4 separate regions of the Homo sapiens genome follow, and all the other regions are linked to region 4. Evidence: chromatin loops called from intact Hi-C (ENCODE). Cell type or tissue: Caco-2. All regions are shown on one strand. Each heading gives the region's core, and the rest is flanking DNA. Links, peaks and the distances in the headings are about the cores only.

Region 1 (7,469 bases), core at 1,263-5,262, 210 kb before region 4:
ACAGAGAAAAGCAGGACAGTGCCATGATGCATCTTCCATTCATTTATTACATTCAGTTAGCAAATATTTATTGAGCAGGTACTCCGTGCCAGGCTATGGGGATATAACATCGAACAAGATAGACAAGTTGCTCATCTTCATGTCTCCAGTGGGGAGACAGACAACGACCATGGTAAATAAATGAGAATGCACATCAGTTCACTGAATTAATAAGACTTTCCATGGCGTGGAGTGGTGGGGGGCAAGAAATGAACAGGATGCTGTGATTCAGAATAAAAGAAGGAATCCTCTTTAGAGAGCATAGCTTGAGAAACTTTCTCTAAGATAGTGATCTTTTAGATAAGTATTAAAAAAATGGGAAGAACCCAGTCTTTTCAAGAGCAGGGGAAAGAGTGTTACAGTTTGGAGCAGGGCGAGGGGTGGGTGGGGGATGCAGTGAGTGCACAGGCATTGCGGCTGGAAAGACTTTGGAGGACTCTTGGAACTGAAGGAAGGTTGGTGTGAATGGAGTGCTGAGGAAAGTGTTATGAGCTCAGGAGGCAGAGGGTGTCAGATGTCATCATGCTTAGAGGCTACCATAGGTGAGAAATGACAGAGTCATTAACCAAGGTGGTGCAGAGATGGAGAGAAATGGACCAATGTGAGTATATTTTGGAGAGAGAACCAGCAAGTCTTGCTAATGGATTAAATGGGAGGAAGGTGGGTATAGCAGCAGGCAGAGAAGGAGGCAGTGATGTTTCCCACGTCTCTGGTTGGAGCTGTTGTTTACTAAGATGGAGAAGCCCGGGAAGGTGGGACCAGGTTTAGCGAGTAAAACCAGATCAAGTTTACTTTCTGGAAAGCACTGGGAAGGCTGGACTTGGGGAGGACAAGGCCAGTGCAGGGTGCCCTTTGGAGGCTAATCCAGTATTCCAGGTGAGAGATCATGATGAGGATGGGCTAAGGTTGTGAAGGGGGATGAAGGGATACCCATGTCTCTGCTAAACAAGCAAAGAGAAGAGTTTCCCACTGCTTCAGACGCTATGAATTTCATTTTGTGAGATGGCTCAACAGACCAACCAGAGGGAGGAGTTCTTTTTGGGTAAGGTTGAAATGAAACCAACATGTGGAGAGGAGTGGAGGCGAATGATGTGGAAAATGGGGTCACGAGAGAGACCAGGCAGAGACTGCAGCAATGCAGTGTCTTCCACAGCTGGCTGTTTGACATGGGAGAGAGGAGTCTGGATTCACCATCTGTGCCAGGGAGAAATCCATCCTGGGAAACAGATGGTCAGCAGTCATGCCCATGCACCCTGGATGACCACGGGGGTTCCCTGGGGCTCTGCAGCCCGGGTGATTTTCTTGGGAGGTTTGGGACAAGCATTCAGAGGCTGTGGGCATAGCAGGCTCTAGGATTTCTGCTCTTGATGTCACTGTTACCCAGACCCCTAGAGCTGGGTCCCAGATGGTGCAGCTGAGACGAGCTCTCTTCTCCTTAGCCTCACTGTCCTCCAGCAGTGCCCCTTCCAGCCTCTGAGGTTAGCAAAAGGCAGTGGCTGGTGGCACTGACTGAGTGACCACTCAGTCAACCCTAGTCCCAGTCAGGATAGCCATTTTTTTCATTCATTTGTTCATTCATTCCTACATGCATTCAACAAATCCTGACTGAGTATCTGTAACTACAGGCACTGTCCCAGGCCCTGCCCTTGAGAAAACGCAGATCGAGAATTGGACAATGCGGGCTACCAAGCCCTCTCATTCCCTTCTTCCTCATCCTGTCACTGCTTCTGGCCTTGAGGCCCAGAGCTGACCCGAATCATCACCCAGGACCCATTCCAGCCCCTGGCCCTGGCACTGCTGATTCTGATTTAAGTCCATTTCTTAATTTTATTTCATGAGACTAAAATGTCGTCAGAAATCAGGTTGTAAAGGACACTGAATAATATTTTTCTGAGTTTGGGCTTTATTCTGAGTATTTTAGGCAGGAGAGTGACATCAGATTTCCATTTGCAAGACACCTGCAGCAATGAGGAGGAAGGATGGGAGGCGGGGTGAGAGGGATGGCACGATGGGAGGCAGGGAACCAGTTTGGAGGCCTTTGGACTCGTCCAGATGAGAGGTGACAAGGACTCCTTGCCATGTCCCCCCATCCCCAACCCCATCACATCAAACCTACTCTCAGAAAAGAACTGATGAGTCCTCTGATGTGTGGAAGGGCTCACCCCAGTGGAGGCACCTGTGTACATATTTGAAGTTAAACCAACACTGGGCATCTTTTATTTCTCAGACACCTTCATGTACAATGAATCCCCTCCAAGCTGCATTGCCAGGAAAAAGTACTTTCCATCTCTCCCTTTTAGAGATGAGAAACTGAGACTTAGCTCTAAGCAGACCTAAATTTGAATCCTGGCTCCACCACCTGTCCAGGTGTAGAAAGTTCCACTGTGGACTGACTGTGGGACTTGCATGGTTGCCATGAGCAAAACCTGATCTGGAAGAGTTGTATCTAATGGGCCCTAATGGTGGCATTTCAGAAGCACCGAGGAGACCCTGGGGGCTTCTGCAGCTGGGTCTGGGGAGCAGGGTTGAATGGGTGCCCTGGGTGGGCCTGCGCTGCCTGCTCTGTCTTCTGCCTTCTCTGCCTATGTTGCCCAGGGCCTGAGCAGGAGAGTTCTGTTAGGTGAAGGGTCTGGGCCTGAGGTTTTCTTTTGCAGGAAGCGTCTCCCCTTGCGGGGTTCTAGGAGAGGCCTGCCCACTACCCCACCTTCCCTCAGCTTCCCTGGTCTTTGTTCCGATTTTAGGCCAGGGTGGGAAGATAAGGAGGACGACTGCGCCATCTGCTGGGCATCTTGGGCAAGCTCCAGCTGCGCCCAGGTGAGGTTTGGCTTTTGCGCATGAGAACCTTGGGTCACCAAACAGGGTATGGCCCCTTGACCAATAATGTCTTTTATAGAAGTAGCCCCAGGGATACACTTCCAGTTCAGCTGGTGCCAGGAAACTCTCGGTACCCACAGAAGCTGCCCATTATCTGTGCGCTCAGGTGTGGGGAACAGAAAGGTGAACAGTGTGTGGGGGAAGGCACAGACACAGACCATTAAAATGCAGTGTGCTGAGGAATGATGGAGAAAACGCAGGTGGGGAAGACAGGCCAGTTAATTTGACTTCCTGGGCCCCTGTTAGGTGCTGCTCCTGAATCCAGAAGGATGAATAGGAATTAGGCCAGGATTAAGGGAAGGCATTCCAGAGAGAGGGCATGGCGGGGCAAAGCCCTGGTGACCATGCTGCCACCTCTGCTCAGGCCCAGGGCTAGTGCCTCTTTCCTGCCCTCCTCCAGCAGTTGGAGACTTTGCTGACCCCTTGGAAGTGCTGGTCCCTGAACTCTACAGTGGCAGGAGCTCAGAAGATCCACGTCTGCCCCTCCACTTACCACCTCAGCAGCAGCTCCTTCCTACCCTCATCCAGAGTTCCCAATCCCTACCTCTTCCTACCCAAGCCAAATAGTGTGGCTGGGAGACTGCTATGAACAAATCTCCCACGCTCACAGACTCAAAACCAATAAAGGCCAGAAATCAATGCTGGAGAATGAAAGCAAGCTGGAGAATGATGAAATCACCTAGTTGGTGAATTAGGGCCCAGCTGAGGTCGATTTAGGACGAGCAATTCAAGTGAGCGTGAATTCTGTCAGTCTGCCATTCTATTGCATTCAATCTAATTCAGGCATGGTTTACTACACAGGTCAAATCCTGTGAGTTTGTGGAAGAAGTGGGATGCAAAGGGACATTTATGGGGCAATCTACTGTGCGCCAGTCACAGTGGAAGATATCATGGATACCGAGTGAATGAGACATGGTCTCTGTCCTCAAGAAGCACCCACATCACCACCTGCTCCTCCCCACCACTGCATAGTTCCTTTCTGTTCTTTTCTCTTCCTGCAGAAAAGCTGCTTCCAGGAAAGCAACTGATAAATTAAGCCACACTGAGCTGTAGTCAGCTGAGTGGGTGTTTATGACCGTACCTGTGAATTGTCTCTCACTATCTGCTCTATTTCAGTAAAATACAGAAACCCACTAGCTCATTCTCCTGCCCTCCCCCACCCCAATGTGTTAGCTACACACAAGACCACCCAGCAGAGACTGTATTTCCCAACCTATCTTGCAGCTAAGTATAGATCATGTGATTGAGGCCAGTGGGATATGAGTGAAAATAACGTGGCAACTTCTGGGGTATACCCTCCTCCTCCTCATCCTCTTCCCCTTCCCTCTTTCCCATGGCTGGGATATAGACTTGGAGGGTGATGGGGCACAGGCTTTGCTCACAGCAATGAGGGCAATACTTGGTGGCTGGTGAAACAAGATGGAAGGATTCTGAGTCTATAAACCAGAGCAGAACGATCCTACCCACTCAAAGCCCCTACCAGCTCAGACTTTTACATAGAGAGAAACTTCTAAATTCTTTAATCCATGGAAACTGGGTTTTTGTTAAAGCAGCCAAATCAATATCCTAATACAGTGACTCTTGCTCCCTGATGTTTAATAAGCAAATAAGCAAAAATATCTTGAGTAAGAGCTTTATCAGAGTTCCTGAAATTCTAAGCAGAGGCCATCCCCTGAGCTGGGGATCCAGCATGTGTATAACAATGACCCCATGCCCTCTGATATCCCAGAGCATCTCTCAAATCCTTTATCATTCAGTTTGTTGGGACAGTATTGTATTTTACTGTGTGGTATGTGTGTTAGGTCATATGGCTAGTTCAACATTGATAACAATAGCCAAGAAAGTTCCATTCTTCAGCCTGTGGGTCTATGCAGTTTACTGTAAATTTATGAGATGCATTACTTAAGTAGTTATCATCTCTACTTACAGATGAGACCTAAAAGCCCATTAGAGACTTTCCCAAGGACCTGAGGCTAATAGAAACTCAGCCTCTCAGACTAACCTTCAAGAGCTCTTGACACTTCCCCAAATAAAGAACCATTCCCTCTCCTTAGAGTTTAGGGTCCTCTGACACCAACCAGGGAATACTACTAGAAAATCTTTTTTATTTTTTCTTTCTTAAAGTACTTGTAAAAAGGACGATTAAATCACAGAAATGTGAGCACCAAAGAAAGAAGGAAGTTGTGCAAAGGTCAACATTATGCTGGTAAGAGAATGTTTAGGAACGATCAGTATTTGGAAGCCAACAGGCACAGGTTCACAATTGTTCTTGTAAATGTTCAACCACTGGAAAACTTTCAAAATGCCAGGTAGCCAATGGCTTCCAGATTAAAATATTAAAACAAATAATAATTTTTTTAAAAATTGTCACTTCTGATAACATCTCAGCTTACTGAACAAAGTAACGGAGAGCCTCTCGCACCACGCTGGACTCGTTTCCTGGAAATTTGTAAATACCAGACCACAGAGCTTGACTAATGACTATTGGACATGGTGCCCACTGTGTGTGTTCAGAGAATTGGCTTGTGTGGGAAGAACCCAAATGTCTGGTCCTCGTGCCAATTTGTCTTTGGACCTAAAAATCACCAGAAAAGGGAGGCAAAGGAAAATGACCATGATCCAGATGGAGATGGTAAGGCAGGACTGATGACGGAGTGAGCCAAAAGTTGCCAAATTAAGGGGAAATTTAGGCGATCTGCAAAGAATCATGAGTTTTCTCTTCCCCAGATTGAGGCAGGAATGGAGAAAACACTGGCTTTTGAGTTGAAAGCCCCAGACACAAGTTCCAGCTCAGCCCCAGACTACTCTGAGCTGACTTGTCCTCAGTAAAATGCACAAATACTTGTGAATGGATGCTCCAATAACCTCAGAAGGTTTGTGTGAAGAGGTAAGATGATATCTAAGAAAATGTTTCAAGTTCTCTCATGTGCCACACAGGTGAGGAGATTTATCATTATATCATGAGAAAAAAAGCTGAAATGGGGTGTTGGGGCATGTATTATTACAATTCTTTTTTATTTTTATTTTGAGACAGAGTCTCACTCTGTCACCTAGGCTGGAGAGCAGTGGTGCGATCTCAGCTCACTGCCACCTCAGTCAAGCTCAAGAAGTCCTCCCACCTCAGCCTCCTGAATAGCTGGGACTACAGGCATACACCAGCATGCCCAGCTGATATTTGTATTTTATGTAGCGACAGAGTTTCACCATCTTGCCCAGGCCAGTCTCAAACGCTTGGCCTCAAGTGATCTGCCCGCCTTGGCCTCCCAAAGTGCTAGGATTGCAGGCGCAAGCCACTGCACCTGGCCACAATTCTTTTGAACAATTCTTCTTCCTTTTGCTTAAGCAAAAGAGGAATCTTTTGGTTCCAATGACAGGTGTCAGTAGTCATCAGAACTAATCACAAATATCCCACTTCTCTTCCATCCTGGCACATGGTAGGATTCAGCTTCTCTGCCCTTTCATGGTTAGGTGTGCCCATATGATTTGACTGTTACTTCTGGGCAGGAGCTTTAAGATCACAGGTGCAATTTGCCATAGTCCCTTTCCCTGCCTTGGTGATTGTGGAGGCATGTGTTGAGATGAAGCTTCCATCATCCTGGGCCCTTAGTGATTACAGTGAGCAGACTACCCGCCCTCCTCCTCCAACCTGCAGTGAATGTGCAGCATTGGCAAAGAAACTTTAGTTGTGTAAAAAGCCACTACAACCTTGGGATTGTTTGTTACTGCAGCATAACCTTGTATTGAGTATATGTTCTTATTTTCTGTATTCTTCATGCGCTAACATTTGGGTCCTTGATCCAAAGAGGTCACCCCATTCAGGGCTAGCAAATTCCTAGAGAGAGAGAGAGAGAGAGAGAGAGACACACGGGTCGGGGGCGGGGTGGCAAACAATTCTCCTGGGAGCGTGCCTTTGATGTACAAACCAGCTAATCTGGAGCCCACACTCCCAACCATCTTCTTCTTTTTAAAACCAAACTCTCACACACCAAGCCAATATTCTCTCTGCCCTAAGTCACCCTAGGGTCAGACAACTCGGGACCATCCCTATGGCCCTGAACCCATCCAAATTATTCAAACTATCCAACCCTAAACTTAGCCAGCATATGTACCTTGTCTTAACCATTCCTTCCTATGAAAACCCCAATAAAGGCTTGGGGCCATGCTCTCCCCTCTCCCTGCCTCCTGACCAACACTTATCCTTCCGAACCATGTGGCCCCGTGTGCCACACCTCCTGCTTCTAGAGCTCTATGAGCACAAACTTCTTCCTTCATGATAATCATTTCCACGTCTGTGTGCCTTATGTCTTACCATTCCTGATTAAAACAAATCCTGAGAACAACTGGCATAGGTAGCAGGGTGGTTTGATGCCAGATGGACATGGAATGTCCTTAGACTGATCTTGACTTGCTACCTGCTCCCGACAGACAGCAGCCACTGCTTGGCAAGGTACAGCTGAGAGTGGAGTGCTCGGGCTTCCTGCTTGATGGCTACTGCATTGTGTTGTGTTGTCAGGTGTTGCCGTTAATTCCCAACTTGAAATTGCGACGCTCGTTCG
Region 2 (7,469 bases), core at 1,836-5,835, 170 kb before region 4:
TAGCACCTCTATTTATGAGAGAAGCCAGCCAAGGCACAGAAGAGTGAAGTCACCTGCTCAAGGTCACATATCTGGAAGAGTCAGGATTCGAGCCCAGGCATCCTGGCTCCAGAGCCCACGCTGCCCTAATCGCAAGGCAACACTGCCTCTTGAGTTTAGTCTCTCTGTGTGGAGAAGGAAGTGGAGGGAAGCAGGACTCTTCCTCAAGACAGGAAGACAGCTTAGGAAGCAACCGTACACATCCAGACTCAAGGTGATGGTGACTTGAACTAAAACAATAACAGTGGTGATGGAGAGAAATAGATGTAATAGAAAGTTATTTTGGAGTGAAATCTATAGGACTTGGTACTTGAACAGTTGTGTCAGGGAAGTCAAAGACAATGCCCAATCCATACCCCACTGAACACCTAGCTCTGTGCCTTCTTGGCAGGAGAAAAGGGCTAGAGTAAGAGAATGTGGAGATACCTTGCTCATAAAAAAATCGAGAAGACATTATCAGAACCATAACATCCCCTTCAACTGTGAGGAGCAGACTGTTGTCCACCCAACCTACATATCTCTTTCCTGGCTTCCACTAATCCTCACTTTTGGTGCAACTTGCCATTTTCACTGTTTGAATTTTTTAATCTGCACCTGTTATAAAATAGAGATCATTCCTTTATCCTGACTTGACTGGAAAAACAGAGTCAAACCACAGCTCCTGGTCCCTTCCCTAATTGTCTCTCAACTCACTAACCTGCCATTAGCCTTGAGTGATGTGACGTATGCACCTGTCTGTGTTTCACAAGAAGCCCTTGATCCTTGGGCCTCTTCAGAGGGCTTAACTGGAATGAAAAATTAAACAAATATTGAAAAAACAATAGAACGAACAATACATGGTCATGTCCCTCTAATCCTTATTGATTTTTAAGATCTTCTCAGGCATGAAAACAAGATTCACTGCTAGCAACCCAACATTGGATTTCTGTTAACTGAAAGAGTGGCTTATTGATCAGGGTGGGATGTCCAGCAGGGCAGGAGCAGGCCTGTGTCTGCCCCACCAGCTAATCAACCCCAATTCAACCCTAAGAGGTGGAGCTCAGTTGGGTGAGAGCTGCACTCACTTGAAATGAGGGACACTGTGGCCCAGGAGGGTCCTCGCAGCATCCTCAGAAGAGACTGAGGCCATTCCTCAGTTATATACCAACTCTCTGGGGACCTCATCTTTTTCTTGCTAAAGGCCTCAAGAATTCCTCATTATTTTTTTCTGTGTCAAAAATAATATAACTACTACATGAATTCATGTGTAGAGGACATGGATCTGCAGAATAAAATGGGTTCATCTACATATGTTCCTGCCTTTCATTCCTCTGTCTCAAGGAATTGTTCATTTAACAACAGATTCAGCTGTTATTCTATGCTGTTTGAAGGTTGGCAATACAGCCATTCACCATATACCAAATGGCAAAAATCCCTGCTCTCATGGAGCTTTTATTTTAGGGGATATTGTGAACAGTTTGGTGAGGAGCCTTCCAATCCATATATGTATTAATACAAACAGGTTTGTGCTGTACATATGATTCTGTGGCTGGCTTTTTTCACTAACAACATGTCTTGGAGCTCATTCTGTGTCAGCATGAATGGTCCTTCCTCATTCTTTGATAGTTGCATAATGGTTCTCTGCAGGGATAAACCCCTGCTAGTAAACATACAGTTATAATTTTTGTTTTCACAAATAGTGTTGCAGCGAACTTCCTTCTGCATGTACTGTTGTACACACACAATTTTGGACACTTACTAAGCCATGATATATAAATTAATTACCCTCTCTGTGCCTCAGTTTCCTCATCTGTACATTGAAAGTCATGGTAATAATCTCCCTCTAGCCATCAGGGAAAAGCAAATGAAAACCATGATGAGACGCACTTTACACTCACTGGGATGGATATAATTTTTAAAAATAGATGACAAGTGTGGGAGAAGATGTGGAGAAATTGGAATCCTCATGTGCTGCTGGTGGGAATATAAAATGATGCAGCTGCTTTGCAAACAGTCTGTGCATTCCCCAAAAGGTTAACACAGAGTTACAATTTAACCCAGCAATTCCACTCATAGGTATATACTCAAGAGAAATAAAAACACATGTTGCCACAAAAATTCGTTTAGAAATGTTCATAGCAGCATTATTCATAATAGCCAAAAGGTGGAAACAACCCAACTGTTCATCAACTAATGAAGAGATAAATAAAATTTGGCATATTCACACACAGGAATATTATGTCACATTAAAAAGATATGAAGTACTGATACAGGATCCAACATGGATGACCTTTGAAACACTATGCTAAGTGCAAGAAGTCAGTCATAAAAAGCTACATATTATATGATTCCATTTATATGAAAGGTCCAGAATTGCCAAATGTATAATGACAGAAAGTAGATAAGTGGTTTTTAGGGGCTGGGGTTGAGTGGGAAGGGAGGAAATGGAGAGTGACTGTTAATGGGTATGAAGTTTCCTTTTTGGGGTGATAAAAGTGTTCTAAAATTTGCTGTGGTGATGGTTGTACCTATCTGTGAATATACTAAAAGCCATTGAATTGTATACTTTAAATGGTTGAATTGTATGGTAGGTTCTATGGTCTGAATATTTACGTCCCCCTGAAATTCATCTTTTGAAACCGAATTACTAATGTGATGACGTTTTGGAAGTGATTAGGTCATAAGGGTGGGGCCCTCCTGAATGAGATTTTTGCCATTACTGAAAAGGCTGGAGAGAGACCCTTCACCCCTTCCATCGTGAGGATACAGCAAGAAGGCACCGTCTATAAACCAGAAAGTGGGCCCTCAATAGACACTGAATCTGCCGGTGCTTTGATCTAGGACTTCCCAGCCTCCAAAACTGTAAGAAACAAATTTCTGTTGTTGATAAGCCATTCAGTTTATGGCGTTTTGTTATAGCAGTTTAAATGGACTGAGTTAGTATATGAATTATATTTCAATAAAGCTGTTATTAAGTAAAGTAAGGTTGCTGTGAGGACTGACTGAATTACATAAGATGTGTATAAAGGTGCTGGCACTTTGTCTTTTTGGGCCTAGCTTATGTCACTTAGCCAGGAATCTCCTTTCAAATGACAGGATCTCATTCTTTTTTATGGCTGAATAGTACTCCATTATGTATATGTACCATATTTTCTTTTTTTAATTATTACACTTTAAGTTCTAGGGTACATGTGCACAACGCGCAGGTTTGATACATAGGTATACATGTGCCATGTTGCTTTGCTGCACCCATCAACTCATCATTTACATTAGGTATTTCTCCTATCCCTCCCCCAGCCCCCCATCCTGGTGTGTGATGTTCCCTGCCCTGTGTCCAAGTGATCTCATTGTTCAATTCCCACCTATTGTTCAAAACCCACATGTGGTGTTTGGTTTTCTGTCCTTGTGATAGTTTGCTGAGCATGATGGTTTCCGGCTTCATCTATGTCCCTGCAAAGGACATGAACTCATCCTTTTTTATGGCTGCATAGTATTTCATGGTGTATATATGCCACATTTTCTTAATCCAGTCTGTCATTGATGGACATTTGGGTTGGTCCCAAGTCTTTGCTTTGTGAGTAGTGGGTGCTGGCACTTTGAATCTATGTACCTACTACCTTCGTTGTTGCTTCCAGGGGATGGATTTCTAGAAGCGGAATTGCTGAGTGAAAGGGGAGGTGCATTATTATTATTTTTTAATGATCTTGCAAAGTTGCCTTCTAATAAAGGCTTTACCAATGCACCCTCCAAGAAGCAGTGCATGAGGATACCAGTTTTTTCCTGTTTCCTTTTCCTTTTCATAGCAACCACCACCAAAAAAGTCTGAAAGAATACACACAAGTGTTCATAGTGATTTCATTGGGTAATGGGATCAGGTGTCAACTTCCTCTTCCTTTTCCTGTATTGTTTATCTCTATTTTCTCATAGTGCTAAAAAAAAGAACATGTAATAGTTGTATAATGTTTAAAAAATAAAAGCACCCCCCACATCTCTTCTCCTTGAGGCTCCTACCCATTCACAGGGTTGGTAGTGATGACTACAAAAGACCCTGATTGCCACACCCTAAAAAGGACAGGAGCCCTTCCCATTGTGATGGTTTTTGTTGTAAATTTCTAGAAGAAACGGCCAGGGGGCGACAAATCTAAACATGAAGGAAGTGCAGAAACTGCAGTTATTTCCCCAGAACTGTACTTTCTTGCTAGAAGGCACCAAAAAGCCCTGTAATAAAATCATGCTGTGAGATATTTCCCCCTTCCCAGCTACTAGACACAACAAGTTTGCAAATGCTTCATATGCCTTGTCATTCACTCCTCACAATTCCATGACAGAGGTACTGGCGCAAAAATGAAGTTAAGGAAATTAAGCAGCTTACTCAAAGGCAGACTGCTAGGAAGTGGCAGAGGTAGATACTGTTAAGACGCTTTCAACTTCAAGTCAAGAGTCATCAACAAGGATATTTTATTATCTCATTTAAAAATGAGGACATAGGGCAAGCTTCAGGGGAGGTTGATTCAGCAGCTCAGCAATGTCCTCAGGGTGCCTCTTCTTTCCACCTCTCTGCTCTGCCATCTTCCTGTTGCCTACATCCTCAGGCAGAAATAGGGCACTAGCAATGACATCTAGAATAGCAGAAGGCCAAGCCAATGCACCCTCCCAGAAGTAGTGCATGAGGATACCAGTTTTTCCCCTTTCCTTTCCTTCTGAAAGCAGCCACCAACAAAAAAATCTGAAAGAATACGCACAAATGTTCGCAGTGATTTCTGTGGGCGATGGGATCAGGTGTGAACTTCTTCTTCCTTTTCTTGTATTGCTTATCTCTATTTTCTCACAGTGCTAAAAAAGAACATGTAATAATTGTGTAATGTTGAAAAAATAAAAGTACTCCCCACATTTCCCTTTGCTACGTCCAGGGGAAGAAGAGAGGGACAGTTTATTCCTAGAGTTTTCTCCTTGGAATGATGAAATTTTTCTTGAAATCTCTTTCTTTTTTCCAGCAAACTTTCCCCCACAGGCACACTGTATGTCTCACTGGCCCAATCTAGGTCACTTACCTACTTGGGAACCAATCATTGGCAAGGTGAATGGAATTCCCTCTCAGTCTGTCCCTGGGGTTTGTGCTGGAGGTGGGTCATTGTCCCCTGAGGGGGAACATTTCCTGAGAAAAATTGGGATTTTATTAGGAAGAAAGAGGGGAAATGGATGTTGTAGAGTTGAAAGGAAGAACCAATGTATCCAGCATTGGTAGAGACTCAAACATGCAATTGTGAAACTCAGTAGCCTGTTTATAGCTGCTGTGCCATTCTGTGTCTTTGCCAAGACTTCCATTGCTAGAAATTGATTATTGAGGATGGAGAATATAAGTCGTCCACATCTGCTCTTTCTCTCTATCTTCAGGCCCCAATCCTCAAAGAAAGGGGATTTGAAAGTTTGGTTTGAGGCAGGTTTTTAGAAGTGAAGTAGTTGATTTTTGAAATGCCATGGTCTCCACTAGATAATTTCTACCTTGCTGTCTCTAGCCTGGAAGAGTGCCATTACACATTCCCCCTGGGTGTCTCAGGAAAGGTCACTTTGGGATGGTCTCCTCCTCGCAGCTTATGGGACTAACTTGATTAATAGTATTGCATTTTAGATTTAGAGGACTTTGGAAAGACCTGCTTGACCTCCCTTCGTGGGAATCACAATTTTAGCTGATGTGATAGATTGAGGTATTGTTCAGTAAATCTTCACTCATTTCCCTTCCACCTTGGGACACAGTACACTTCCTGAGTCACTGACTCTGGGCTTGGGCATTGACTTGTTCTGGTCAATGGAATGTGATCAGATATGACTCTATCAGAGGCTTTAAATAATGCTTGCACTGTTTGGCTTGGCCTTCTGCTATTCTGACAGCCAACAGAAGAGCATAACTTGGGTAGCCACTGCCCTTTCTCCCTGTGCTCCAGAATTAGTCACATGGAACAGACACAAACCTGAACTAAGGCAGAATTGCCCTAGTCAACCTGCAGATCTGTAAGTGAGAAAAAGAAAGGCTTATTTTCCTCAGTCACAAAGTTTTTATTTTGCAGCAGTATTGCAGCAATAGTAGACGGATACAGGTGAAATTTGAGGGCATTCAGCAAAGTGTATGGAGAGTGTAGACAAATTAGATAAGCTGTGAGAATATGTCTCATCGAAGCAGCTCCTGGAATAACAAGTGTTAAGTATGGCTCAGGGAGGGAAAGACTTGGAGTTGTTTTGGTGAGTTTCTTGGAGCAGCCTAAATTCTAAGAACTTTCTATAAACTGTTTTCTGACCTATTCTCACCAAAACAAGCATCAACGCCAAGAAATTACTAAACCATGTGTTTCATCATCAATACGCAAATGTAGAATAATGTAGAAGAAAGAGCACTAGACATGGTGAGGTTTTGGACCACAGCTGTGTACTAGTTTAGCTCACGTCTAGTCTGTGGCTTCAGGCATGTCATTTAATTTCTCTCAACTTTACTTTCCTCACCTGCAAGTTAATGGTAGTTTTAAGAATAAAATTATCAGGCATATCTATGGTTTTCAAACTGTACATTTAGTGATGGGATTTTCTTCAAAGAAAATCAACAGGTAAACCTGAGAACTGAATATCACAGTCAGTTTAAACATTCCTTATTTGGAACCAAGTCTTTTACTGTTGGTGGTAGTGAGCATGATGGTGGTGGTGGTAGTGGGGATGATGATGGTGGTGGTGGTATATGATTTCAAAGTCTCCAAAAATGTTTCCTTGTCTTCTCTTTCTTCCAGATCCCTCTCACTGGCTGTGATCTGAAAGCCACAATTAAAGATTTTGTATGTGTGTTTTGGCACACTTCTCAGATTAAAGGGATGAAGAGACTCATCCATACTCAACAAGTCCACCATAATGACAACACAGTCACTTTTACAGTTCTATGATGTCTCAAAGTGTCTGTACATCACCCATGATTATCCCGTTAGTTATGTGGCAATTCTTTGACTCCATGTCAAAGAATGACTCCATCATCCCCACTACCACCACCACCATCATCCCCACTACGACCACCACCATCACTATTAGAGCAGAACAATTTACCATCCTGACCTGGAAGCCTGTTGTGTCCTCTCAAAAGAACACATCATCATTCCGTGGCTTGACATAATGCTGGGCTTCTTTACTCATATGTGCTACAAATGGTACCCCAATTTACTCTGTCCCCAAGGGTATTCTCGGTTCACAACTCTGTCTGACAGTGAATAACAATAAGTACGATCAGTTGTTGCAAAAATAGATTTTACCGTTAGATCAAAACTTGGCAGCAAGCGCATCAAGAACTCCCGTGTGTCCAGCCCACTGCTTTAGAACTACTGCCTTAAGTATATTTCCACTTTGAAACTCACTCCCCTGATCCTTAGGAGCTGTTTACACTTTAATAAGAATGAGCCCATTAGAGTCCACCCAGAGAG
Region 3 (7,469 bases), core at 1,322-5,321, 100 kb before region 4:
GGCTAATTTTTGTATTTTTAGTAGAGATGGGGTTTCGCTATGTTGGCCAGGCTGGTCTTGAACTCCTGACCTCGTGATCTATCCGCCTCAGCCTCCCAAAGTGCTGGGATTACAGGCGTGAGCCACCACACCCGGCCAAAATTTTTTTCTTAAAGTAAACCATACAATGTGTTACAAGGTTATAGATGCTATTAAAAAAAAAAAGCAGAGTTGAATGAGGGAGACTGGGAGGGAGGGGCGAATTACAACTTTAAATAGGTGGAATAGGGTAGGTCTTATTGAAATAAAACTTGAAGGAGATTGAGAGAGTTAGCAATGTAGAATGGATGTTCCCAAACTGATCTCCCTGCAGCCGGGTAGAACTAGTTCCCTTTCCACTTCCCAGGCCCTAGGGATAATGATAGGAAAAATAATAGCTTAATATCCTTTGAATCCCAGCAGGGATTCTAAACACTTTTTCTGTATGAATTCACTAAATCCTCATAGCCACCCTAAGACAGAGCTACTACTTTTATCCCCATTTTCATATGAGTAAACTGAGGCACAGCAAAGTTAAGTAACTTGGCTAATAACCAGAGTATGGGAAGAAGAGGAGCTGCTGTGGAGACCTTGCCATTTTGGCTCCAGGCTTTGGCTCTTAATCCCTTAGACGAGCCTCTTTTAAGTCTCCTCCCTGCTCATTGTCCTCTCAGTTTCTTGCCAGGCACGGTGGCTTATGCCTATAATCCCAGCTCTTTGGGAGGCCGAGACATGTGGATCACTTGAGGTCAGGAGTTCTACACCAGCCTGGCCAACATGGTGAAACCCTATCTCTACTAAAAATACAATAATTAGCCGGGTATGGTGGTGCATGCCTGTAATCCCAGCTACTCGGGAGGCTGAAGCATGAGAATTCCTTGAACCCGGGGAGGTGGAGGTTGCAGGGAGCCGAGATCATGCCACTGCACTCCAGCCTGGATGACAGAGGGGAAACTGTCTCAAAAAAAAAAAAAAAGATTTTGTTTCCCAGGCATGTGTCCCATGCCCAGTCTCTTTCATTGTGTGTGATTCCTGGGATGAAATTTAAAGCCCTTCATCATTCTAGGGCTTCTGTTGAGGATCTTTTAGCTTTACCTAATATCGCAGGACAAATGAGACACCCAGAACTTCTTCAACCCGCTCTCATGCCCACAACCACCGTAACACATAGGTTTTGTAGGGTCGCAATGACCAAATCAAAAAATGAAAATGAGTCTTGCTCAGTTTTGAGATAAAAGGACATGCACATCTTTTTCTTCAGCAAATGTCACTGTGGTTTCAAAGCCTATGTGTGATGTGCGATCGGGCAGCATTTTTAAAGTATTTCCTGCTCAACCATAGGGTGAAATGATGCAGGTAGTGAGTCCTGCAAACAGCTGCACTAAATTCTTAACACCTGCAAAAAACAACAAGAACAACAACAAAACAAAACCCAACAGTTTTCAAAATAATTATGCATTATTTTTAATTTTTGGCTTGTTGATTTTCTGTGGTTTCAAACTCTGAAGGACCCTCTAATTCATGAAACCTGCAGTTAGAAAATGAGTTTGGGAGCTTTAAAAGAATTTGCAAACAAGGGAAAGATTTCACTTGCATTATATTTTCATCAATGCACTTAAAACAACTTCTGGAATCGCCAGAGTTCCAGGCTCCACTCCTCTCTTCAGCTCCGCCCTGCTCCTTTTTAAGTGAGCCCCAGAATCACCTCTTGGCTTGGCAGTTTCCCATTGCGGGGCAGCTGGGCCGGGGGCGGGGGTCGGCTGCAGATCTCCCGTTGTGTGAGAGAAACGCAAGCACGGAGCTCCCTTGACCTGCTGCATCCTCCTCGGCAATTTTTTTTTTTTAAGTCAAAAAGCTTGGATTTCCTGAAATTGTTGAACTGGATGTAAGTGCAGGGCCCCCCTCTCCGCTCTCCCCAGCAGGGTGAGAGTTGCTGAAGGGGAGGAGGAGTGAGATGGGGTGAAGTGAGTTGGGGGACATTGGAGAGACACTAAAGCTAGGTGCCCGGGACAGGAAAAGTGGGAGGAGAAGGAGGAAGAGGGGAGGAGGGGGAGAAGGGGGAGGAGGAGGAAGAGGAGGAGGAGGAGGAGGAGGAGGAGGAGGCGGCCGTAAGATGAGAGAGGAGGGAAACGTGTCACCAGCCCGGCTGTGGGAGCTCCGCGGCCGAAGCGTTTGTTGACTCGCGCTGGAGAGGAACCGAGGCTGGACGGGACCCCATCTGAGGGCAGAGCTGGGGGAGGAGGGAGGGACGGAGGGAGGGAGAGCTGGGCAGAGCGCGACGGGGAGAACCATCCAGGTCGCTCATTTCTCTCCGGTGAGAAAACTTCCTCGGGAAGACCGGAAACTTTTTCCTAGGCGCGCGGAGTCTGGGGCGGAGGCGAGCGGCGGGTGTGCGCGACTCGGGGTGATTCACGCCGGGGACCCCAAGGAGGTGAGTGGTGGGTGGGGGGCGTCTCTGGGAGGGGCCGGAGTCATAGGCTCAGCAACCGCGCAGGATTGAGCGAAAATTACCGCGCGCTAATCTGACGGGGCGCGGCGTGGCGGGGGTAGGAGCTAGGGAAAAGTGTCACGTTTGGGGGGGCAACCAGGTGGGAACTCCTGCATGGTTAAGGATCCTCCGATCGGACGCTGCAGGCAGGCGTAGGGGATCTTACTCGAGACCACCATGGTGGGGAGGTGGGCAGGCCACGCTCCCGGTCTGCTCTTTAGGGTGGTTGAAGTACCGCCGTGAGGTGGGATGCGGATGCTGGTGATCATGGGACCTAGGCTGAGCCGGGAGGTCGAAAAAGAAAGTCGGCTTGTTTGACTCTCTCGTTCTCCCTCTGGGGGGCAAATCTAAAGAGCTGACCCCGCTTAAGCACGGGAGATTTCGCGCCTGCAGCAGCCTTTTCCCGGCGGTCCCCCTTTTTCTGGAGGGAGGCGTGGGAGAGAAGGGCAGGGCAGGGAGCCACTTTGTCCCGTGCGCTGCTGCACGCGCGCGCTCTGCGGACTAGGGTGGGCCAGGGCCCAGCCAGTGGGGATCCCGCCGGGACGGGCTGTGAGCAAGCCCTGGGACGGCCCGGCTGCGGACCCCGCGCTGGGAGTCCGCAGTATCCCCCTTCCGTTTTATTTCTCCCGCCTGCCTTCCTTTCGGCGAGGCTTTCCTCTGCGCGCTTACTGTGCGCGCATGCCGGGCTCGCTGCACGCAGGGGGCGCTCTAGGGGCCCCGCCCGGGCAGCTGGGACCCTGCCTGCCCAACCCTCCGGCCCATTTTCCTTGAGGCCGCCGCCCGGGGTGGGACCAGGCTGTGTGCTTGCTAACTGTGCTTCAGGAATCCGCTCTGGGATGCCTTCCTGTCTGGCAAAAGGGGTTACCCCCAGTTCTACCCAGTCCCTGTCCTCGGTCACATGCTGCCGCCGCCTCTTCCCCCGCGGTGCCGGGAGCCCGCGTTTTGTTTGTCAGCAGTTAGGCGGTGAGTATTTATAGACGCCACGGCAGTCCTGCGGTGCGCAAGGTTTCAATTACTGCGATGCGCCCCACAAGACGAAAGGTTCACGCGCTGCGTCTGAGCTGCACGTCTGCCCCGGAGACCCGCGTGGAAAAAGCTCTGGGCTGGAATCTCCGGGCTTCCCTGCTTGGGCAGAATTCTGGACCTGTTGCCCAGACGACACGTGCACATTCAGATGACCCATGCTAAGGACCAAAGGGATGCCACCGGCCCAATGTACTGCCTTCATCCCCCACCATCCTCAAGGGACCCTTGCTGATCAAGCCCGGGAGACTACCCTTTTTGACCTCTCTTTGGTGATCCTGACCACCGTAGAAATTTGCAGTCATGACATTTCATTGCCCTACATACTGCAAAATGTCAAAGTGCTGAGCTGTGGTAAATTGCTCTGGGGTGGAAGGCGCTGTTACTGACAACACGAAGCAGCTAGCGGGTCAGGAGGGGAAATGGAGCTTGCAGAAACTAATTTAGCCACATTTAAAATTTAGCCCCTGGTAAGGTTCCCAGTATGACTGACGAAGGTGCAGGGCTCCTGTCTGTGGAACCTGGCTGGTTAGTCTTCTCTGGTTGCAGCCCTAGAATCAGGATCAAGGGTGCTGTTTAGAGCGGTTTCTGTAGCATGTAGCCTTTCAGATAAGGGAAGTGATGCTTGGTCAATCCACAAAGTTGTCTTCAGTTTTTCCAACTGCAACCATTGTTCTTTGAGTATGTTACTGATGCTTCTAACAACTGGAACCACTAATATGTAAAAGAAGAAAGGCACTAGAAATAAGAAAGTCTAACTAGCTTATTTCTCAAAGGCTTAGTTTAGACTACTTTGTTTCTCAAGGGTGGGACCTCATTTCTTTCAGGTCCAGAGGGCCATGGATATATATTTATTTCTGTGGGTGAAATTTCAATAATGTTCTGTCTTAGAACATTACAAATATGTGCCACTTGTTTTAAAAAGGGGAAAGGTGCAAATGCCTCTTGAGGTCTTAATGATGTCTTAAACTTTGCACTGAGAGACTTTGATAATATTATATACTCCTCATGCAAACAATGATATAGGTACTATTATATCCCTATCATATAGATGAGCCCACTGAGGCTTGGAGAATTTAAGTAATTTGTCTAAAGCCATACACACAGGGATGGAGCTGAGAATGGATTACAGATTTGTTACTCCAGACTCATAGTCTGGACATGTCTTTCCCTTCAATTCTCCATTGTTGATTAGCTCACGTTATAGTTGATTAGATGGATGGCTTTTTATTTATTTTCAAAATTTCACAGAATGTTACAAATTGGCTCAGTTATTGGGGAAAAAAGCCCTAATCTTGTCTTTAGAAAACTGTTATATTGGTTATCTGAAAATCTCTTGCTGATAGTCCAGACCTAAATCATAATCCTCACTTTGCTCCTTGACTTAATGTATCTTCAGCATTAAAGCCATTTATCTGTAGAAAATTGAATTCAGTAAGGACTTTGTGGATTACTTAATTTTTTCAGATTTCTCCATACTAATGATTTGTAGGTATGCATGTGTCTGTTTTCCTGTGGCTGTTCCTTTTGTACAAGGTAAAATATGCTGAAATCTCTCTTAAATTGCAGCCTTTTTCCTTTTCATTCTTTTTGCAGAGCTAGACCCAATACAGAATTGATTTGAAAAACAGTGTGTGAGTTCCTCTGAAAGATCCTTACAATGTCTAATGTTCATCATTAAAGGTTTGTTCTCAAGAGTTGCCTCTCTGTATGTAAAATGTAAATACATGTTAAAGGCAATGCTTGTAGAAATGACCCTTTGTTAACAAGTCAGTGTGAATTAATATTTTAGTTGCTGAAATATAGGAATAAAATATTTTGTGGATTTTGTACAGAATATTATGGGGTTTGGAATTGGGGAACAAAGAGAGCGGTACCCTGATAAGCAGAAAGCACTGTTTTACAAGAGAAGATTTCACATGGAGCCAAGGAGGGGGATGGATGGCAGTGATGGGGCATCAGAGGTGAATTTGAGTTAATTCACATTTTTGTCAGTACCTGGGGATCCAAGATTTACTTTGAAACTTGTACAGTTAAAACAAATGAGCTGACTTATTTATTGGGCAACTTCTGTGAGTCAGGTATAGCTATGGTAATGGTATTTGCGCCTCCCAACAACTCAGGTAGGAAGGTATTATTTTCTCTATTTTCAGATGAGAAAACAGAGGCTCAGAGAGGGTTGTTAATTTCCCAGTGTCACACAGCCATGAACTCAAGCGTCTTGCTCTTTTCAGTACATTTTGATATCTACCCTTGAAGGCCTTCCATGGAGAACCCAGGGTCCCAAGTTCTCAAGAAAATCCTAGTGGTTCACATGGAAGTTTCTGGATCAGAAGTCAAGGCCAGAGCTATTCAGGGACTCTAAAATGAGGAGACAGGAGGTGGGTGAACAATGAAGCCTGAAGGGATAGTCTGGATAATTCTGACAGTAGTGATGCCACAGAAGAAGGAAAGTCAGGCGCTGTGGATATTGTGAATATAGAGAATTACTAGCATTGGCCTGGGCGAGGATGGCTGTCGCATTGCAGAACACACTAGATGAGGTTCCCAGAAGGGAAGAGTGGTGAAGTGTCTCCACCTCCCTCCCGATGCCTTCTGCTGCCCGGTGTTGGCTTTATAGTCAATATAAATTAGGGAGCCTGTGGGACCTGTTTGCATTTTAATTAGACTTGGCCCTTTGAGGTTCCAGTCACTCAGTCTCCCTCTTTAAATATTCTTTTTTTATGCTTTGCCAGTTTATGGCCTTTGTAGATTAATCCTCGGATTTCATGTACGGGAGAGAGAAAGAGAGAAAAAAAGCAAAGGTTAGTGATTACCTAAATTGGATTAAGTTCTGTCTAGCAGCATTTAAAGAAATGCCTCTTGCTCCCTAATTACCATCAACTAAGAATTTAAACGGTCTATTAAATTTAAGCTGACTTTTTTAAAAAACTCCCTGAAATTTCCAGCTGTAACATATTCTGAGATTTTAGAGGTTTTTATATATTCTTCAAATGTGTAGAGGACATTCTCTGCTTTCCCCCCCTTTTAAAAAATATTGCATTTCTGGAGCAGGATAATAAATGACATCACTATATACTAACTTCGTTAAAAAGCAGAAGCTCACAGCTAGGCTCAGCTAGAAGGGTTTGTGGAGAGCAGTAGAAATCCATCTGACCGTGGCCTACGGGAAGACCTTGTAAACATCTACCCCCTCCAAACAACCTGTCATTAATTATTTGTTCAATTTATTTAGCATAGAATTATATGTTACATAAAATTATGTATTTACTCGTGTATTAAACTTGCAAAGCTTTCATTCTTCTTTTTCTCCCCTCAATTTTGAGGTGCGAATATGTTTCCCTCACCCACACATCAATATTCTGGTTTCACTTTAGCTGGTTACCAAATGCCGGCAACACTTCCACTTTACCGTTCTCTCCTTACATTACCTATTACAGAACTTTCTCCAACTTTGCTGGTTCTTTTTGACACAGGATGTGTCCTGTATTTTGTTGATGGCATCTTTGGCAGCAGTTGGGTTTCCAGCAAATACTAGGATTAAGGGACTGCAATGGACTCAGCTGTTTAGGAACTGGAGTATATGTTAGCTTAAGTTGAGCCTGGAAGAATAGCTGAAAGGATTTGTTTTTATCTTTTTCCCAAGGACAGGGGGCAGGGTAGGGGTGGGTGGGGAGGGGGAGAAAAATCTACCATTGGCTCTGATGTGTGTCTGTATCAGACTTAACTAAGCTGCCTCAAACCCTGTCACAACCTGCTTGTGACCTCAGCCACATAAATCCTTGGTGTAAACCCTTTTATGCTGCCATTTAATTCTAAATACTTCTCTGGAACTGGCTCAATATCATTCCCCAGATGTCTTTGAGGAGACCACATCGACTGCTGCCATCATTTTGGAGAACTGTTTCATCATGCTAGCTCCCGGACACCACCACTATGG
Region 4 (7,469 bases), core at 2,228-6,227:
TCAAAAGCATGGTCCATAAAAGAAAACCATTAATTAGACTTCATCAAAATTCAGCTTTTGCAGTTTTAAAAACACCACTGAAAACCGGAAAAGATAAGCAACAGGTTGGGAGAAAGTATTTGTAAAACACGTATCTGTTCAAGGATTGCACTCAGAATTAACAAAGATCTCTTAGAAATCATTAAAAAGATGACAAACATCCCAATCAAAAACAGGCAAAAGAACCGAACATTTTATCAAATAAAATATACAAATGGCTAAAAAGCACATGAAATGATGCTCAACATCATTAGTCATCAGCAAAATGCAAATCCAAGTGTGAGATACCATTTCACATTTACTAGAATGGACATGATAGGACAGACAATAACAAATGTTGGCAAGGATATGGAGAAATGAGAACCCTTGTATATTGTTGGTTGGAATGTAAAATAGTGGAGCCACTTGGAAAAACAGTTTGGCAGTTTCTCAAAACCTAAACCTAAAACTGCCATGAGTTGGCAATTCCATTCCTAGGTATCTATCTAAGAGAAACAAAAACATGTCTACACAAAAACTTGCATGACAGTATTCATAGTAGCATTATGTATGATAGCCAAAACTGTAAACAATCTAAATGCCCATCAGTTGAGACATGCATGGATAGACAAAACAAAGCATATCTATACAGTGGAATTCTAATCAGCAATCAAAAGGAAACAAACTGCTGACACATGCTACATCATGAACAGACCTCAAAAACGTGCTAAATGAAAGAAGTGATACACAAGAGACCACCTATTCCATGATTCCATTTATATGAAATGCCCAGGGGAGCTGAATAGAATTTATAGAGACAGAAGTAGATTACTAATTGTTTGGGGCTGTGGATGGCAATGGGGATTAAATGTAAATGGGCATGAGGGATCTTACTGCAGGGATGAAAATGTTCTAAAACTAATTGATGTTGATGGTTGCACCATTTGGTAAAGTTACTAAAAATTATTGTACACCTGATATTGCTTATTTTTTAAATTGCAGTAGAATATGCATAGCATAACTTTGCCATTTTAACAGTTTTGGGTGTACAGTTCAGTAGCATGAAGTACATTTACATTACTACATGATCCACCTCCAGAACTTTCTCCATCTTTCCAAACAGAATCTCTACCCATTACACAGTAACTCTACATCCCCTCCTTCCCCCAGCTCCTGCCAACCACTATTCTGCTTTCTCTGAATGACTGCCCTAGGTACTTCATTTAAGTGAAATCACGCACTATATGTTCTTTTGTGCCTGGCTTATTTCACTTAGCGTAATGTCTTCAAGATTCATCCAAGTTGTAGCATGTATCAGAATTTCATTCTGTATGTGTGTTTTATTGTGGTAAAATATTCACATAAGCTAAAATTTAACATTTTAACCGTATTTTAGTGTAGTTTTGTGGCATTAAGTACATTCATGTTGTTGTACAACCATCACCACCACCCATCTCCATAATGTTTTCATCTTCCCCAACAGAAATTCTGTACCTATTAAACACTAACTCCCTGATCCCCTCTTCCCCTAGCCCTTGGCAGCCACCATTCTATTTTCTGTCTCTTATGAATTTTGCTACTCTTAGTGCCTCATATAAATGGAATCATGCAAAATATGTCCTTTCGTATCTGGCTTATTTCACTTGGCTTAATATCTTCAAGGTTCATCCATGTTGTACCATTTGTCAAAATTTCCTTCCTTTTTAAGGCTGAAATATTTCATTGCATATATATAACACATTTTGTTTACCCATTCATCCACTGATGGACATTTGAGTTGTTTCCATGTTTTAGCTATTGTGAATAATGCTGCTATGAATATTGGTGTACAAATATCTTGATATTGGTGAATTCTACAATATGTAAAATATACCTCAATATAGTTATTTTAAAATAAAACATCAATTCTAAAAAATTAAATTGCCAATAATAAGTGGTAGATGTTGATATTATCAATAACTTTAAGAATGGTAAATTTGATCAATGAAGTAGGTTTTAAAAAATCAAGTTAATTTATTAACTTAAGCTAATTAAATTAAGTTAGCTAAAAAATTAAGTTAGTTTTTGGGTTAAAAAATACAGGAAAGTAAAGAAAAATACAGAGAAGTACAAAGAAGTAATCCTACTTAGAGATAACCATCAAGATTACTTTACAAAAAATTACTGTATTTTAATTTTACTGGAAATTAGAAGGAATTAAAATGAAATGAAGTTGGTGAACTTTAGATGTTTATTTACAACAGAGATACTCATTCCTAATCTCTCTCTCTAAAGGCAAAAGAAGTTATGAGAAAACATTGAGGTTGGCTTGGAACACATGGTTTTTCTATTTAGATTCATGTTTCTTGATGGTCACAGTTTAATCCCCCAGGTTGGTAACTGTTTCATAAAAATCAGAGGACATTTCTGATGTTTAAACAAACACAGCACCCAAATTTTTAGATTAAAAACAAAAGAACAAAGTTCAAAAATTTAGTGAACTTTTAGGAGAAACTTCTAAGAGAAATCATTAGGGAATGGCTAGCTTATAAACAAAACACTACGAAGAGGACAAATCACTTGTTAAAAAAGGAGGAGGAAATGATTGTAGTTAAGTGTCTAAAATAAATCCAAGAGGTTATCTATCAACTCTCTATATTAGTCAGTTTTCTTCTCCCTCTGAATTGGTTCTTGCTTTTGAATATATCTGCTCCAGCCTGAACTGCCTGAATTGTCTTACCCAGAGTTGTAGAGTCCACCCATTTATGTTCTGCTGTATTCATTCACTGTATAGAAGAGTTATTTAAAACCTGAACGTGTAAGGCAAAAAGTTGAGTGGCATGCTCTTTCAATGTCACACTGGAGAAGTATTTAACAAGTCCACCCAAGGATCATTTAATTTTCTAGAAGAATGTATCTGTGTTTGACTTTGCTATTTAGATACTGTGAAGTTACATGTTAATTGTATTTTCATTTCTGGTAAGAGAGATAACTCCAAAGGTTATGATTTTATTAGCCTGCAGGACATTAACCAGTTTCATCCGTAACCTAGCAATCTAATTTTAACTTTTTTCATTTTGAAAATATTTTTTCCTGGTGGATTATATAAAGCCCTTTTCCTCGAGTGCTCTTGCAAGAATCAGCTTTCCCAGCTAATGGCTCCATCATAAGCTAACGAGCTGAATAAAACCTCTGACATGTGTCTATATTTGAATGAGTCATGATTTTAATGTTTTATCAATTATACTTTGATATAGCTGATATACCTCAACTCATACTTTCTCCTCCTATCTACTGTGCTTACTCTTTAGGTGCAGAAGAGCTACCTGAGAGCCTGTTTGAATGTAGATTCTTCCCCCTTCCAGCTCCCACCATCAGAGTCTAATTCAGGGAGGTTGACGTAGGCCTTGGTGGTTGCATTTTAATAAGCTCCTCAGGAGATTCTGAAGCTGACGGTACTCAGACTAGACACCTTGAGAACATCGCCTGGTAAACTAGGTGCTGGTGATGATCTAAGGCCATATGGATTCACACTGTTCAGAGTAGATGGAGTTAGCTGAAGTTTAACATTGTGAGGCCTGGGATGGGCTGGAATCCAACAATCCATTTTCATAAACTTTAATTTGGATGTGGTAGGTGATCTCAGGTGTTCATCCACTTATTGGCTGTATCAGAAAGCAGGTGGGGCTGGAAACCACCAGGAATCTGTATAAATAGGTTGAATCACATGACATGGCTGATATTTGACTTTTTAATTGACCTTAAAAAATATCATTTTCATATGCCTTGACGTAATAACTCCTCAGCTGTTTCTAATTCGAAGCTGATTTGGCGGCTAACTCATTAATATGACAGTTGGGACAGAAGATTTCCAATATTTGCTGAAAGTGCTTTGTAATTTTCACCAGACTTAGAGCAAAAATTTAATAATCCTCTTCCTAGAAAAATGCACCAAGTGTAACCTTTTGCATACAATCTCAGGGGGATTTATGGACTCCTTAAAGGTCCAAGGACTCGAGGTTAATCCTATTTTATAATTTTTTTTTTGAAGGCTGCATTTCCTGAAAGCTGCATTCTTTAGAAAGACTTTTGCTGCCACCTACTGCCACATGGTTCTTGAGCTGGGTTTGCTCTATTCTTGCCTTGTCAATGTCCTCCAGTTCGGAGTTTTGTAGGAGCTATAAGCAGCTATCATCTCACATCAACTGACAAGAGAAGTCCAATTCTAGGCTGAAATGGGCACCAAAAACCTATTTATTTATAATTCAGACACTGAATTGAATTATTGCAAATGTGGTGAAAAATTTGTGCACACTATGCATTGTCTAGTCTATGCACACTCTTCAGCTTATAGCTGATTCTAAGAAGGATTAAAATAAGAGTTGGAATAGAATAACAGGGCTATCTGGTTTTGAGTCTAAAGGAGCTTATTTTACAACTCTGTCCTGTACATAACTGATAATAATGCAAAATAATTGTTCTAGAAATGCAAATTATGTCTTATCCAGGAGGTTCTCTTGACTTTCTCCCTGCAGTGTGGAAGAAGCAAGTTTTGGCTCCATTTGCATATTTATTTCAATATTCCTGGTCCATAAGAGTATCTTTTCTTTGGATTCTCCTTTGGGTCAGTTATAACATGTGCCTTATTTCCTCAGAGGGAAATAAAACTTTCACATGAGCTCATTTGGTATCTGTTTTGAGAGTCATTATACTTTTTTTAAAATTATTCTTTAACAAGGGCCAAAAATAGGTATCTTTGATTCCCATCTACGAGAGGTCTACCCCTTTCTTGAAAGTGCACATTCTAATTAAGGAGATGTTCAATGTTGAAAGTAATTTTTTTGAGATGTCCCAACCCTCTTTTCCCTTTTGCTCTCATTCAAACAGTTAAGACCCTATCTCATTGCCTCAGGGGAGGCAGGGGCAAAACTAACAAAATACAACGAAGGAGTTTGTAAATCTTTCTGGACTTTGTTTTCCTAAAGCTCAAGTTCTTCCAAGAGTTTAGAGAAGTGGAGTGGGAGAGGACCTGAATATTGGGGGAAAAGAGAGGAGATGGGGTTTTCCTTCCAGAAAACGAGATTACCTCAGATTGGGGGAAGGAGGGAGAGGCAGACGCAATAGGACCAGGCCCTGAGAGGCGAGGCTGCAGGGGCTGGATGGACTGGAGCCCAGACCACATGGAATTAGAGAAAGGCTGCGCTGGGAGGGCCCTGAAAATAGGGTCCTGGGAGGTCAGGCTGACCCCTGTGGACTAAAGATCCTTGACAGCGTTCGCGTGTGTGTGTGTGAACAAATTTGGCCTCTAACCTTCCGGGCAGTCTTGACTCAAGAGGCAAGCTGCAGTCTTATAAACTCATTTGTGTCCTGGACTACATTTTAGAAGTGAAAAAAAGGGCAGAAAATACCAGAAAGCATAGAATGTGGTAAAAGGAGGTGTTTCATAAACCTTTTTGTTTCAGCTGAGTCAGTATGCATATTAATTTTCTTTCTATGATCAATCTATATAATTTTACTGTGGGTTCTGAGCCAAAGGAAAAAAACATTGCAAAAAACTGATGCTAAAGGCATTTTTAAAAGTCAAATTTAACTCTATTAGCCCAGCTGTATTCAGAAGACCTGAGCTTTCCTTTTCTTCTTTCAAAATGGCTCCAAAGGAATACCACATTAGGGCTGAAATAAATTTTACTTTCAGGTTCCTACCTATTACAAAGGCAATGACTAGCTACTTAATTTTTTTTTTCCTGTAGAGGTGGGGTCTCACTGTATTGGGGTCTCAAACTCCTGGCCTCAAGTGATCCTCATGCCTGGGCCTCCCAAAGTACGGAGCCACCACTATTACTTTAAACACTTTTGCTGGCGCTTTGTCTTACTTTACCTATTTAGCTTCAGGTTAAGTGACCTGGGGGGAAATGAAGCTAGGATCAAGACAGGCCAGACCTCCCTGGACAAGTGTCCCCCACCCCCAATACTCACATTAAAAACAAAATTCAGTCTCTGCCAATCATATTAGAACAAGTGGGAAAGTGGGAAGGGCAGGAACAATTATTTTTCAGAATTTGGGAATCTATTTTTCAGTGTGGTTTTATAATTTACCTTTCAGGAATATAAGTTCTGTGACAATCAGACTTGCTTTTCTATGGAAATATGCAAAACCCTACCCAGGTGAAGCAAAAATTATTGTGATTATGCAACATTCCCTGACAAGGTTACAAGTGTCATGGTAAAGTATTCTTGCCACTGTTGGCCCTGGTAGAACAGTTAATTTTAAAAAGGTGACAACAGAGTAACAGACATGTACAGAATAGACTAGATGATAGAAGTGTTGAGAAGTTGACCAAAAATAAGAAGTGGAATATTTTTAAAAAATTCATTGCTTACTCTGGGATTAACAACATTGGAATTTTAATTTAAAAATTAAGGTGGCATTTATAAAGTAATTACATATCTTACCAGCTTTTGTACTCCACTTAGGGAAGTTGAGTCTACTTTAGAAGAGAAAGGGGTTGACCCATAGAGTTTCCTAAAAATGCTGTTAATAGCTCCACAACAGAGGCAGCTTTGCTTAAAAACCCAATCAGGGAGTTTGGTAACTAGGGAGAAGGCAGAGACAGCCACAGCCCTTTCTGCCTCTATTTGTTGGGAATAAATTCATGGTATTTATTCCCAACAAATTCACACTTTCAATTTATCTGTTTTTCTCACTGGACCTAAAGTAGTTATGGAAGTTCCTCTCTCCTTAGGCCTAATTTTGTTTCGTAAAATGCAGTCTTTTTTTTTTTTTTAATTATACTTTAAGTTTTAGGGTACATGTGCACATTGTGCAGGTTAGTTACATATGTATACATGTGCCATGCTGGTGCGCTGCACCCACTAACTCGTCATCTAGCATTAGGTATATCTCCCACTGCTATCCCTCCCCCCTCCCCCCACCCCACAACAGTCCCCAGAGTGTGATATTCCCCTTCCTATGTCCATGTGATCTCATTGTTCAATTCCCACCTATGAGTGAGAATATGCGGTGTTTGGTTTTTTGTTCTTGTGACAGTTTACTGAGAATGATGATTTCCAATTTCATCCATGTCCCTACAAAGGACATGAACTCATCATTTTTTATGGCTGCATAGTATTCCATGGTGTATATGTGCCACATTTTCTTAATCCAGTCTATCATTGTTGGACATTTGGGTTGGTTCCAAGTCTTTGCTATTGTGAATAATGCCGCAATAAACATACGTGTGCATGTGTCTTTATAGCAGCATGATTTATAGTCCTTTGGGTATATACCCAGTAATGGGATGGCTGGGTCAAATGGTATTTCCAGTTCTAGATCCCTGAGGAATCGCCACACTGACTTCCACAATGGTTGAACTAGTTTACAGTCCCACCAACAGTGTAAAAGTGTTCCTATTTCTCCACATCCTCTCCAGCACCTGTTGTTTCCTGACTTTTTAATGATTGCCATTCTAACT

The links. A loop is a pair of places that touch in the nucleus more often than their neighbours do. Peaks named below come from ENCODE experiments on the same cell type or tissue, not always from the same donor. Only the 100,000 strongest peaks of a DNase experiment are listed, where the experiment ranks them.
Region 1: a loop joins it to region 4, with 8 times the contacts of the local background. A loop is called at or near these places in 2 of 110 quality-filtered maps.
Region 2: a loop joins it to region 4, with 12 times the contacts of the local background. A loop is called at or near these places in 90 of 110 quality-filtered maps.
Region 3: a loop joins it to region 4, with 2.8 times the contacts of the local background. A loop is called at or near these places in 25 of 110 quality-filtered maps.

What each region holds. Positions count from the first base shown.
Region 1 is chr11:36,263,391-36,270,859 of GRCh38, forward strand. No RefSeq gene overlaps it. Among named protein-coding and RNA genes, the nearest start is that of COMMD9, 22 kb to the right of the region's middle. In Caco-2, for the core only: a CTCF peak has its summit at 2,825 (motif pointing left); a DNase peak (open chromatin) is centred at 2,811.
Region 2 is chr11:36,302,929-36,310,397 of GRCh38, forward strand. The region is part of intron 1 of PRR5L (proline rich 5 like); the gene reads left to right. Among named protein-coding and RNA genes, the nearest start is that of PRR5L, 10 kb to the left of the region's middle. In Caco-2, for the core only: a CTCF peak has its summit at 4,131; no DNase peak of the experiment used is centred there.
Region 3 is chr11:36,374,256-36,381,724 of GRCh38, forward strand. The region is part of intron 1 of PRR5L (proline rich 5 like); the gene reads left to right. Among named protein-coding and RNA genes, the nearest start is that of PRR5L, 82 kb to the left of the region's middle. RefSeq lists an enhancer at 2,940-3,511 and a silencer at 3,105-3,254. In Caco-2, for the core only: a CTCF peak has its summit at 3,218; a DNase peak (open chromatin) is centred at 3,291; H3K4me3 peaks cover 1,531 bases; H3K27me3 peaks cover 235 bases.
Region 4 is chr11:36,474,809-36,482,277 of GRCh38, forward strand. No RefSeq gene overlaps it. Among named protein-coding and RNA genes, the nearest start is that of TRAF6, 32 kb to the right of the region's middle. In Caco-2, for the core only: no CTCF peak of the experiment used is centred there; a DNase peak (open chromatin) is centred at 4,119.